2 separate regions of the Homo sapiens genome follow, and region 2 is linked to region 1. A link is an interaction called in ENCODE POLR2A ChIA-PET data of the cell type or tissue named here. Cell type or tissue: CD4-positive, alpha-beta T cell. All regions are shown on one strand. Links, peaks and the distances in the headings refer to the core of each region. The heading gives the core; the rest is flanking DNA.

Region 1 (5,379 bases), core at 52-5,051:
AGACAAGAGAAAAGACACATGGATAGTGCAAAAAATCAGGCTTCTCTTCAGAGGACAAATGCCCTGAATCTCGGGTGGCTAAAAGGCGCACAAGATTTTTAAGTTTGCTGTAAGGGCATCGTTTTACAAAGCTAAGTAACTAATGCAAACTAAGTTGTTTCTCTTCTATAACCTGGAATTTCATTTCCGAGCTTTCACCATGGACTGTGATATTAGACAACCCCTAATAAGCAAAAGCAAAAAGGATTGCTATAAAGTCCAATACTTTCAAATTAAAACATACCACTAATTCAAATATGCTCCAAATCAGGGATCTATGACCTTTTTCCTGGAAATAAACACTAAAGTTAATGAGATATAGAAGTAATACCTCTTCTCTCCTTTTAATTTTGTTTCTACCAAGTACACAAACTATGAGCAAGTCTATATTCCTTCTACATTTTAAACTCGGTTTCACAGTTTTAAAACTGGGATTTAGTTATTTTCCTTCTAGTAAATTTAAAGTTTCAGTGACTTCCTTTCATTTCCTTCTGATCATCTCCCTTCTTTCAAGACTTCTTCCTATTGGCCAGATGTAGTGGCTCATGTCTGTAATCTCAGCACTTTGGGAGGCAGAGGTGGGTGGATTGCTTGAGCCTAAGAGTTCAAGACTAGCCTGGACAACATGATGAAACCTTGTCTTTACGAAAAATACAAAACTTAGCTAGACGTGGTGGCATGCTCCTGTAGTCCCAGCCACTTGGGAGGTTGAGGCGGGAGATCAGTTGAGCCCAGGAGGCGAGAAGCAGTGAGCACCACTGCACTCCAGCCTGGGCAACAGAGTGAGACTCTGTCTCAAACAAACAAAAAAACCCCGCTTCTTCCTGTCTCCTTTAAGTGACAGTTAATTTTATTTTTATTAATCTAGAACTTGCTAAAGCAGCTGTGAATTTATGCCACAGAATTAAATAAACAAAAATACCAAAGACTACTTATTTAAAAAATTCTTTACAGCCCCAAATATGCAGATAAGCAGGAAGGTAAATAAAAACTAAAATAATGACCATTACAGGTGTGTGACCACAGAAGAATGGCTCTAACTCCTGGGACATTTCTCTAAAATGAGGGGCCCCATGGGGCTTCATGATCTCCTCAGTTCGTTCCATTGTAAAACTCCATGACTGCTCTTCTGTGTCTTAGCATTCAATGGAGTAGAAATGCTAAGTATAAAAAGAAAAATGGCCGGGTGCGGTGGCTCACGCCTGTAATCCCTGCACTTTGGGAGGCCGAGGCGGGTGGATCACCTGAGGTCAGGAGTTCAAGACCAGCCTGGCCAACATGGTGAAACCCTGTCTCTACTAAAAATACAAAAAATTAGACAGGAGTGGTGGCACATGCCTGTAGTTCCAGCTACTAGGGAGGCTGAGGCAAGAGAATCGCTTGAACCTGGGAAGCGGAGGTTGCAGTGAGCCGAGATGGCGCCACTGCACTCCAGCCTGGGCGACAAGAGTGAAACTGTCTCAAAACAAACAAACAGAAAAACGTGTAGCTAAAATGATATTTGAAGTTTGAAAAAGGACACATGACAATGGAATTATTGATGGGTTTTACAATATGTACAGGAGAAAACTCGGACAAAAACCAAATGTGAATACCATCAACTTGGAGCACTAGGGCTTATTTTCAACTTGGGTATATCTGACCTGGATAGCTTTTTGTAAACTTGATTTAATTTAAGGAAACATTGCCTCTTTGTCTATTACCTCTCTATGTACTCTAAACTGTGAGTTAAAAATGTAGTTTCCCTATTCTGTATATTTCTTAAATTTCTGTATTCAGTGCTTAGTCACTGCTCAAAGTCTTCTCTTCTCACCAAGCTATCAGAGGAAAATCTGTACCTTCTATTACAATGTGTTCAGAACCCCCCACATCCACTCAGATGCACACAGCTGTACTTTATACAGTGTTTTTCTTCTCTTTACCAGGGAATCATCTGTTTAAGAGAGGATAAATAATGAAATTATAGCTATATTTCTAGGGCTTAAGAAACATTTAAGGCAAATGCTTAAGTTCTCTAAAAATCACATGAAATATTTTTCTCTATTAATATTGCCATGTATAATAATAAACTCTGTAAGAGTTCTCTTAAAGACATGGCTGTATTATCTATCAATTATGGAAAAGTAAGCAGTTCACTCAGAAACCTGACAGCTTGCTGTGGTTTTGTCCCTTGAACACAGAAATGTGCATAGTGCTGGGGCCAGGAGTCACTCCTGTGCACTTCCCCTGGCTCCAGTCCTGAACTCTCCATCTTGGAGTCTAATTAAACTGACTTCATTCTAGAATAGGACAGAAAAAAAAGCAAAAAAAGGAGTTGTAAGCATTTCTTGGCATGTCAAGCATAAAAGTAATGCTAGGAACATCTACCATTCTATTCAGAATATCTGTACCTTGGCTTATGAAACATACATGGGAGAACAAGACACAGATATCCCACAGCTGCAACACCTCTGATAATCAAATATGCCTGCACACGCCCACACTCCTGCACACCACCACACGTAGACAGGGAGACACCATCATGGCCTGAGGCTGATGGAGAATTCATTTTGACCCCTGAACACTAATTTTAAGATTCATGTTTCTATCTCTCCTCTTCCTCCCACCTCTACCTTCTTCTTTACTACTCCTTGAAGAACTAAAACCAAAATGAAACCCTGAAAACCTATACAGGAGTGCCTGTATAGGTTTTATCCAGGGCTTAATTCTCCAGAAGAGTTAGAAATAGGTTGGTGCTGTAAGAATGAAAAGTGGGTAGGCTTTCCTGGAAAAATGTACACAAACTGCTTACCACCAGAGGGAAGCTTTCCTCCCCCTTTTAGCTTTAAAGGCTATAGTGTTACCCCTTCAAAATAGGGAGAAGAGAAGGGTTGATTCTGATTTTTCTTTCATTTTTAAGCTATAACATTTGCCTTTGAGATCATCAAATGTGATTTTCAACATTGCAGTGATATAAAATAACTGGGCCTGAACTCAGACAGACAATTCAAAACCTAAATGCAGATCTCACCAGTCACACTCCTCTTAGCTTTTAAAAAACAACTGAGATTTGACAAGTTATCCAATCAGAGAGGGTGATGTGCCACAAAACATACCAAACACAAGTGCCACCCACTTCCTTCCTCCCCTACCTTCAAACAAGAAGCAGGCACTTATTAGATGCTTAATAATAAAATGCTTTCACATGTGTTTTTCACATTTTGTTCATTTTCCACTCTGTATTTTGCTTGCATGAGAGTATTTCTGAAAATACTTTAATTTTGAATATCATACGAAACATAATAGAAGAATCAATAACAAAGGCTTCTATTTTAGATATTCTAGAAGGCATACTTGTACAAACAACTCTGACATTTTGAAAAATCGATTTTAAAACACACTCATAACGCATTAAGATACTTGCTTGCCCAGTTGTCTCTACACCCCAAGCGGCCACCTTTCCTCATTTAGGAATACAATTTAGGACAGCAATATGAGTGCATTTATGTGAAAGGAAGACTGTGTTAACCTTTGACTTACCTCACAGAACATATACAGAGACAGCAGTGTGAGTCCAAGGTTATACACCACTAAAATCCCCCGGCAAGAGAATGGCTGTTTATTCCTCATGTATTTTGGTCCCAGCCATACAATTAGTAAATATATGACAGAGCAGATAAATGTGGGTATATAATTGTCCAGAAGAAACCATCCTTTTACTCTAGTATCTGAAAAATTAAAAAAAATTAATGATATATAAAAACATTCACAACTTTTCAAACGTTGAAAAAATTTCTCTAACCATGATGATATAAAAGTCACCTGGTATTCATGTTCTTAATTCCAATAAAGCAATCAGGAGAGGAGGCATGGATTTTCAATACATATCAAACAAGGTGAAGCTCCTTGTTACATGCTCTGAATAACAATGTATTATTCATGATTTTTGCTCAGTAAAATAATAATACAAATATTCTTTCCAAAGAACTTAAGAAGAAAACAAGGAGAAGGCTACACTTCCCATTAATTGGATTTATTAACCAGGTATACCAGATTACACATAGGGTGATAAAACCCAAGAAATGGCAGTCATTGAACTCTGAAGTCCTCCATCTCAGCTGTGTGTCAGTCGGCAAGTGTGGCCAGCACATGCAGACTCAGAAAACGTGCTGCTTAGCCACGTTAGTGAAACTGGCACTAATTAGAAAGGCAGCCTTTGCTATGAGTGTAATGGTCAACAGCAGAGAGGACAATGATTTAAAAACAAAACAAGGGCTGGGTGTGGTGGCTCATGCCTGTAATCCCAGCACTTTGGGATGCCAAGGCGGGTGGATCACCTGAAGTCAGGAGTTCAAGACCAGCCTGGCCAACATGGCAAAACACTATCTCTACTAAAAATATAAAAATTGGCCAGGCATGGTGCTGCACACCTGTAATCCCAGCTACTTGGGAGGCTGAGGTGGGAGAATCGCTTGAAATTGGGAGGAAGAGGCTGCAGTGAGCTGAGATCGTACCACTGCACCCCAGCGTGGGCAACAGAGTGAGACTCCGTCTCAAAAATGAAAATAAAAACAAAACAAAACATGAAGGTGAAGCAGCAATGATCAGATAAATGCCTATTTAAAGGGCAGTATTTAACAAACTGAGGAGTAGTAGCATGAGAGCGAAGACCTAGGCGGATCCAGAGGAGATACTGGTATAGGAAGGGCCTCTCCTGCCCCTATTCCTTTTCTTAGGCAGGGAGGAGGGAGAGGGAAACAGGTCAGCCGCCAGCAGCAAACTGACAACCTCTTCTTGGATGGCGGGAAACTCCTTGGCAGCCAGAGCCCCTAAGTGTTATGTGTCCCCTGAAAGATTCAGCTTCATACTCTGGCTGACCCCAGGAAGCTACCTCTGAAAAGCATGCTCCCCTTTGAACCCTGCTATGATGTTCCCCGAAAACCTGTGGCTCCTCAATCTTAACTACCCGCCAAGGCTCACAACTCCAGAACATGAGGCACATGCAGCATTCACCTACTGCGTCTTCAGAGAAGCAGCAGTTGGGAGGACAGCCTTTGCCATTTCTTTAATTTTTTTATTATTCATTTATTTATTTATTCTGAGACGGAGTCTCACTCTGTCGCCCAGGCTGAAGTGCAGTGGCGTGATCTCAGCTCACTGCAACCTCTGCCTCTAGGGTCCAAGCGATTCTCCTGCCTTAGCCTCCAGAGTAGCTGGGACTATAGACACACACCACCACACCCCGCTAATTTTTGTAATTTTAGTAGAGACCAGGTTTCACCATATTGGTCAGGCTGGTCTGGAACTCCTGACCTCAGGGGACCCACCTGCCTTGGCCTCCCAAAGTACTGGGATTACAGG
Region 2 (5,379 bases), core at 176-5,175, 67 kb before region 1:
CCTTCCTCCAGGATTGTCACCATGAGGGCATGGCCTGGCCAGAGTTGAGACTGTCAAATGGCTCTCAAGATAGTTCTGAGGTCTAATATAGAAGAGGCTAATGAAAAAGGAAGTTGCTCATGAATGCTCACCCACTTACTTTAAAGAGGTAAGTCAACAAGAACACTAGGTGGGATGGAGTGGGGGATGGGATAATTGTTGCTGATTAAAAAAAATTTGCAAAATTGTTAAAATAAAGGCTGGAAAATAATCACCTACAATGGATGTATGACTGCTTATTTAGGTATTCCTCTATTGTCAGACACATAGAATGCTTCCAAACCTTGTTGATGCAGCCATTAGCATGGTTATCATGCTGCTACGGCACAGAGAAGCGGATGCCAGGCAGGACCACCTGGACATGCACTCCGATTGCAGAATGTGAAAATCTCCCGCAAATCGAGAAAGATCAGAAAGGGACATTGAAAAATGAAAATATTTTCGTTAGGATTGTGGGCTTATGTGTATTTTGAAAAGTTTAAGTTAAAGTTATTATCTATTTAAATGTTCAGTAAATTTTTTAGGCAACTGTTTTGTTTGTTTGTTTGAGACGAAATGTTGCCCTGTTGCCCAGGCTGGAGTGCAGTGGTGTGATCTCAGCTCACCGCAACCTCTGCCTCCAGGGTTCAAGTGATTCTCCTGCCTCTGCCTCCCTGGTAGCTGGGATTACAGGTACCCAACCCCATGCCCAGCTAATTTTTGTGTTTTTAGTAGAGACGGTATTTGGCCATGTTGACCAGCCTCGTCTTGAACTCCTGACCTCAGGTGATCCGCCTGCCTTGGCCTCCCAAAGTGCTGGGATTACAGGTGTGAGCCACGGCACCCGGCCCCAGGCAACTGTTTTAATAATAGTTTTGGTAATGGCAATAGATGAAGTTGTGAGCCGCTAGGCACATGGCAGCGTTAACTCATACTGGTTGCCTTTGTCCACATCTCCAATCCAAACACTGCGCTTTTCCTGAGCCCAGAGAATGGTGGGTCCTGGGACCCTCCTCCACAGGAGAAAGCAGGCACAGTTACTTTTCTTACTTGAGTCTGCTGAGGACTGAAGATCAGCCACGGAGAAGCCCTGGGGTGAGAATCAGACCAAACTCTAGATGCTTGAGGTGGGAAGGCCTGTTGATCCCTGGGGGAGGAGCTGTGCTTGTCCACTCAATAATTCCTTAGAGGTTGCTCTCCCATGCCAAGGAGTGAGGGAGCTAAGCTCTTTCTACCTGCAAGGCCTACAGCCAGTCAGCTGAGGAGACTGGGGAGAGAGAGGCTTCCTCCTTGTGTTCAGGTGGGCTCTGTCAGCTGGGCAGTGGTTGCACAGCTGAACCATGTGGGGAGATAGTAGTGTTCCTTCCACCACTCATGGTACTGCTGCCTGCTATGGTCTGAACGTTTGTATCCCTCCCTGACAAATTCATATGTTGAAACCTAATCCCCAGTGCAATTGTTTTAAGAAGTGGGACCTTGGGAGGTGATGGAGCCCTCATGAATGGAATTAGTGCCCTTATAAAAGACACCAAAGGGAGCTCATTCACCCCTTCTGCCATGTGAAGACACAGATAGAAAATGCCGTCTATTAAGCAGAGAGTGAGCCCTCACCAAACACTGAATCTGTTGACATCTTGATCTTGGAATTCCCAGCCTCTAGAACTGTAAGAAATAAACTGTTATAAGCCATCTAATTTAGGAGATTTTTTTTTTTTTTTTTTTGAGACAGAGTCTTGCTCTGTCGCCTAGGCTGGAGTGCAATGGTACAATCGCTACAATCACCTCTCACTGCAGCCCCGACCTCCTAGGCTCAAGTGATCCTCCCACCTCAGCTTCCTGACTAGCTGGGTCTATAGGCATGCTTCACCATGTTTGGCTAATTTTTGTATTTTTTGTAGAGATGGAGTTTTTGCCATGTTGTCCAGGCTGGTCTCCAGCTCCTGGGCTCAAGCCATCATCTCGCCTTGGCCTCCCAAAGTGCTGGGATTACAGGTGTGAGTCACCATGTCCTGCCAGGATTTTTGTTACAGTAGCCCAAATGGACTAAGATGCTACCACTGTAAGTTCTCCCCAGGCCTGAGTGAGCCACTGAGGGAAAATAGCAAAGAATACCTAAGGGACCCAATAGCCAGAGAAACGGCAAACAAGCAGAAAGTCGGCAGTCCCCACGAAAGTGGAACTGTTGGAGAAAACAAATGACAACCTGAACCAAAAAATGATAAGAGCATTTACAAGAACTCTAGCAGCCCCCATGTGGGGACAAGACTGACTTTATTTTAACTGCTAATCTGCCTGACTAAGCCTGAGTCCAGGAATGCCTCCAAAATATGTAGTTGATGTATTACTCCTTATGTAGGAACACCTATTCATTGTACATTTCTTCCAAAACAACCTTCATTGCAGAAATCATATGCTGTGACCCCCAAAGTCACCTACATGTTCTTTCCAGGGTACTTATGCTTTTTTCCCATGATATAAGCCCTGGGTCTGAGGCCCTGTGGGGCAGAGCTCTACCTGTTTCTTGGCTGCCCAAGACCACACTTCTCTCTGTAAGTTCCCTTCATAAATCACCCAATGCTGAGAAACTGAATTTGTCTGCCTCATCCTTTGGTTTCTTGGCTCCTTCAACATTGGGGTTCACTTCACATATATGGACCCTTTCATGGAATACCCCCGATCCCCACACAAAAATTTCTGGGAACAAAAATCTTGATTTGTGAGCTAGAAGCATTAGTAAATAAACTAAAAGGGAGGATGATCATTGTTGAGATCTGAAATGGTGGCCTGGAAGTCTAAAAGTGGTAGAAATATATCACAACCCAGAACAAAAATATAAAAAAATAAAAATCATGAAGAAAATGATAAAGGACTCAGATCTAAGAAACTTCCCATGCAAATAATAGGAGTTGCAGAAAAATCAAAAAGAAATATCAAGAAGGGGAAAGAAGACACACTGAGCTCCAGGCAGATTGATCAAAAATAATTTCTGAACTGGAAAAATAAAGAGGAAATCTTATATATTTCTAGGCAGAAAGAAAAAGAAGCAAATGGTTGGATGCGGTGGCTCATGCCTATAATCTTAGCACTTTGGGAGGTCAAGGCGAGTGGATTGCCCGAGCTCAGGAGTTCAAGACCAGCCTGGGCAACACAGTGAAACCCCGTCTCTACTAAAATACAAAAAATTAGGCCGGGCGTGGTGGCTCATGCCTGTAATCCCAGCACTTTGGGAGGCCGAGGCGGGCGGATCACAAAGTCAGGAGATCAAGATCATCCTGGCAAACACGGTGAAACCCTGTCTCTACTAAAAATACAAAAACAAAATTAGCCAGTGTGATGGCAGGTGCCTGTAGTCCCAGCTACTCAGGAGGCTGAGGCAGGAGAATGGCGTGAACCCGTGAGGCAGAGCTTGCAGTGAGCCGAGATCGCGCCACTGCACTCCAGCCTGGGCAACAGAGCAAGATTCTGTCTCAAAAAATAAAATAAAATAAAATTAGCCAGGTGTGGTGGTGTGCGCCTGTAATCCCAGCTACTTGGGAGGCTGACACAGGAGAATCCCTTGAACCCAGGAGGCAGAGGTTGCAGTGAGCAGAGATTGCACCATTGCACTCCAGCCTGGGCAACAGAGCGAGACTCCATCTCAAACAAACAAACCAACAAAAAACAAAAGAAACAAACTAGTATGTGACTGCAATACTGGAAGGAAAAATACATTCATGTAACATCCTCAGACTACTGAGAGAAAGTGACTGCAACTCAAGGATTTAACATTCAACCAAAATATTATTCACCTGCCAGGGTAAAAGAAAGATATTTGCCGACAAACAAGAATTCATAGACTCTCTCACTTGCATATGCCACTAAGAGCTCTTGCCAAACAACAAGGTTACTGGAACAGAGATTTAATATGTGGCAGAAGACTTATTTCACATTGACATGTGGTTAAAAGGATAATGATAGAGTACCTAGGAAAGTATAATTTAAACATTAAATAAAATGTCTTGAAAAACAAAAGATGCAATTCATTAGAGGGAAAACCTGCTAATGGCCAGGAACACAAAGGACTAAACTATCTCTTCAAAACGTAGGAGCTGGCCTGGCATGGTGGCACACTCCTGTAATCCCAGCACTTTGGGAGGCTGAGGCAGGTGGATCACCTGAGGTCAGGAGTCCAAGACCAGCTTGGCCAACACGGCAAAACTCCATCTCTACTAAAAGTACAAACATTAGCCAGGGGTGGTGGTGCATGCCTGTAATCCCAGCTACTCGGGAGGCTGAGATAGGAGAATCGCTTGAACCCAGGAGGTGGAAGTTGCAGTGAGCCAAGATTTCGCCACTGCACTCCAGCCTGGGCGACAGAGCGAGACTCTGTCACACACACACACACAAAACAACAACAACCTAGGAGTTGAGGTATGTTGGATAGATGGGGGAAAGTAAAAGTGATCTAATATTTGCACTAAGTGGGGAACTAAGAGGATTCTGAGGGTCTTTAGGGGAAGAGAATAAACAGTGGGAGAATTAAGCATTTTCCATAAGAGAAAAAGGGTGCTCTCTTGCTCTCTTGTTTCCATATAACATTATACTAAAGAAATATATAACTATAGGGAAAATAAAAGGTAATCAATGGTGGAATAAAAAATTACAATAAAATCTTCAAGTTAGTGAAGGGAGAAAAGAGAATGAAGAGCAACTTGTCAAAACCATAAAAGCAAAGACAAAGAAAAGAGAAAAATTAAATAAATAGTAAATATGATGACAAAAAGAATAAAACTAAAAGGTCAATTTTACTAAAAATGAGGTAAATTAATTTTTCTATTAACAAATTCTAAAATATTATAACAGAAAACAACCCCCATCTCTATATTATTTATGAGAAAGACATTTAAAATGGGGTAAAAAAGTTTTAAAACCAAAGTGATACACTGAAGTAATACAAATAAAACAACAGAAAGATGGACATTATGTTAGTGTATGACTTACAACATATAAAGGTATTACTACATCATAAACCTGTATGTACCAAACAACATGGAGCTAAATTTAAGGAAAGGAAAGGTGATAAAATATAATGATTTTTAAAATTGTTATTGGGAGATTTTATTTTATGGAAGACTTTCATATACATCTTTCAGAATCAGAGAAACTTAATAGTCTAAAAGTAATTAAAGGCTGGGCATGGTGGCGCATGCCTATAATCCCAACACTTTGGTACGCAAAGGCAGTTGAATCACTTGAGGTCAGGAGTTCCAGACCAGTCTGGTCAACATGGTAAAACCTTGTCTCTACTAAAAATACAAAAATTAGCTGGCATAGTGGCACAGGCCTGTAATCCCAGCTACTCGGGAGGTTGAGGCAGGAGAA

What was found. ChIA-PET counts read pairs that join two places held together with the same protein. Peaks named below come from ENCODE experiments on the same cell type or tissue, not always from the same donor. Only the 100,000 strongest peaks of a DNase experiment are listed, where the experiment ranks them.
Region 2: POLR2A ChIA-PET joins it to region 1 with 7 read pairs; 2 of 35 experiments call an interaction of 5 or more read pairs at or near these places.

What each region holds. Positions count from the first base shown.
Region 1 is chr6:53,288,218-53,293,596 of GRCh38, forward strand. It overlaps ELOVL5 (ELOVL fatty acid elongase 5), which reads right to left. Exons shown (of 8, transcript NM_021814.5): 3 at 3,559-3,746. Among named protein-coding and RNA genes, the nearest start is that of MIR5685, 14 kb to the left of the region's middle. In CD4-positive, alpha-beta T cell, for the core only: a CTCF peak has its summit at 2,836 (motif pointing right); a DNase peak (open chromatin) is centred at 3,134; H3K27ac peaks cover 3,940 bases.
Region 2 is chr6:53,220,711-53,226,089 of GRCh38, forward strand. No RefSeq gene overlaps it. Among named protein-coding and RNA genes, the nearest start is that of MIR5685, 54 kb to the right of the region's middle. In CD4-positive, alpha-beta T cell, for the core only: no CTCF peak of the experiment used is centred there; no DNase peak of the experiment used is centred there.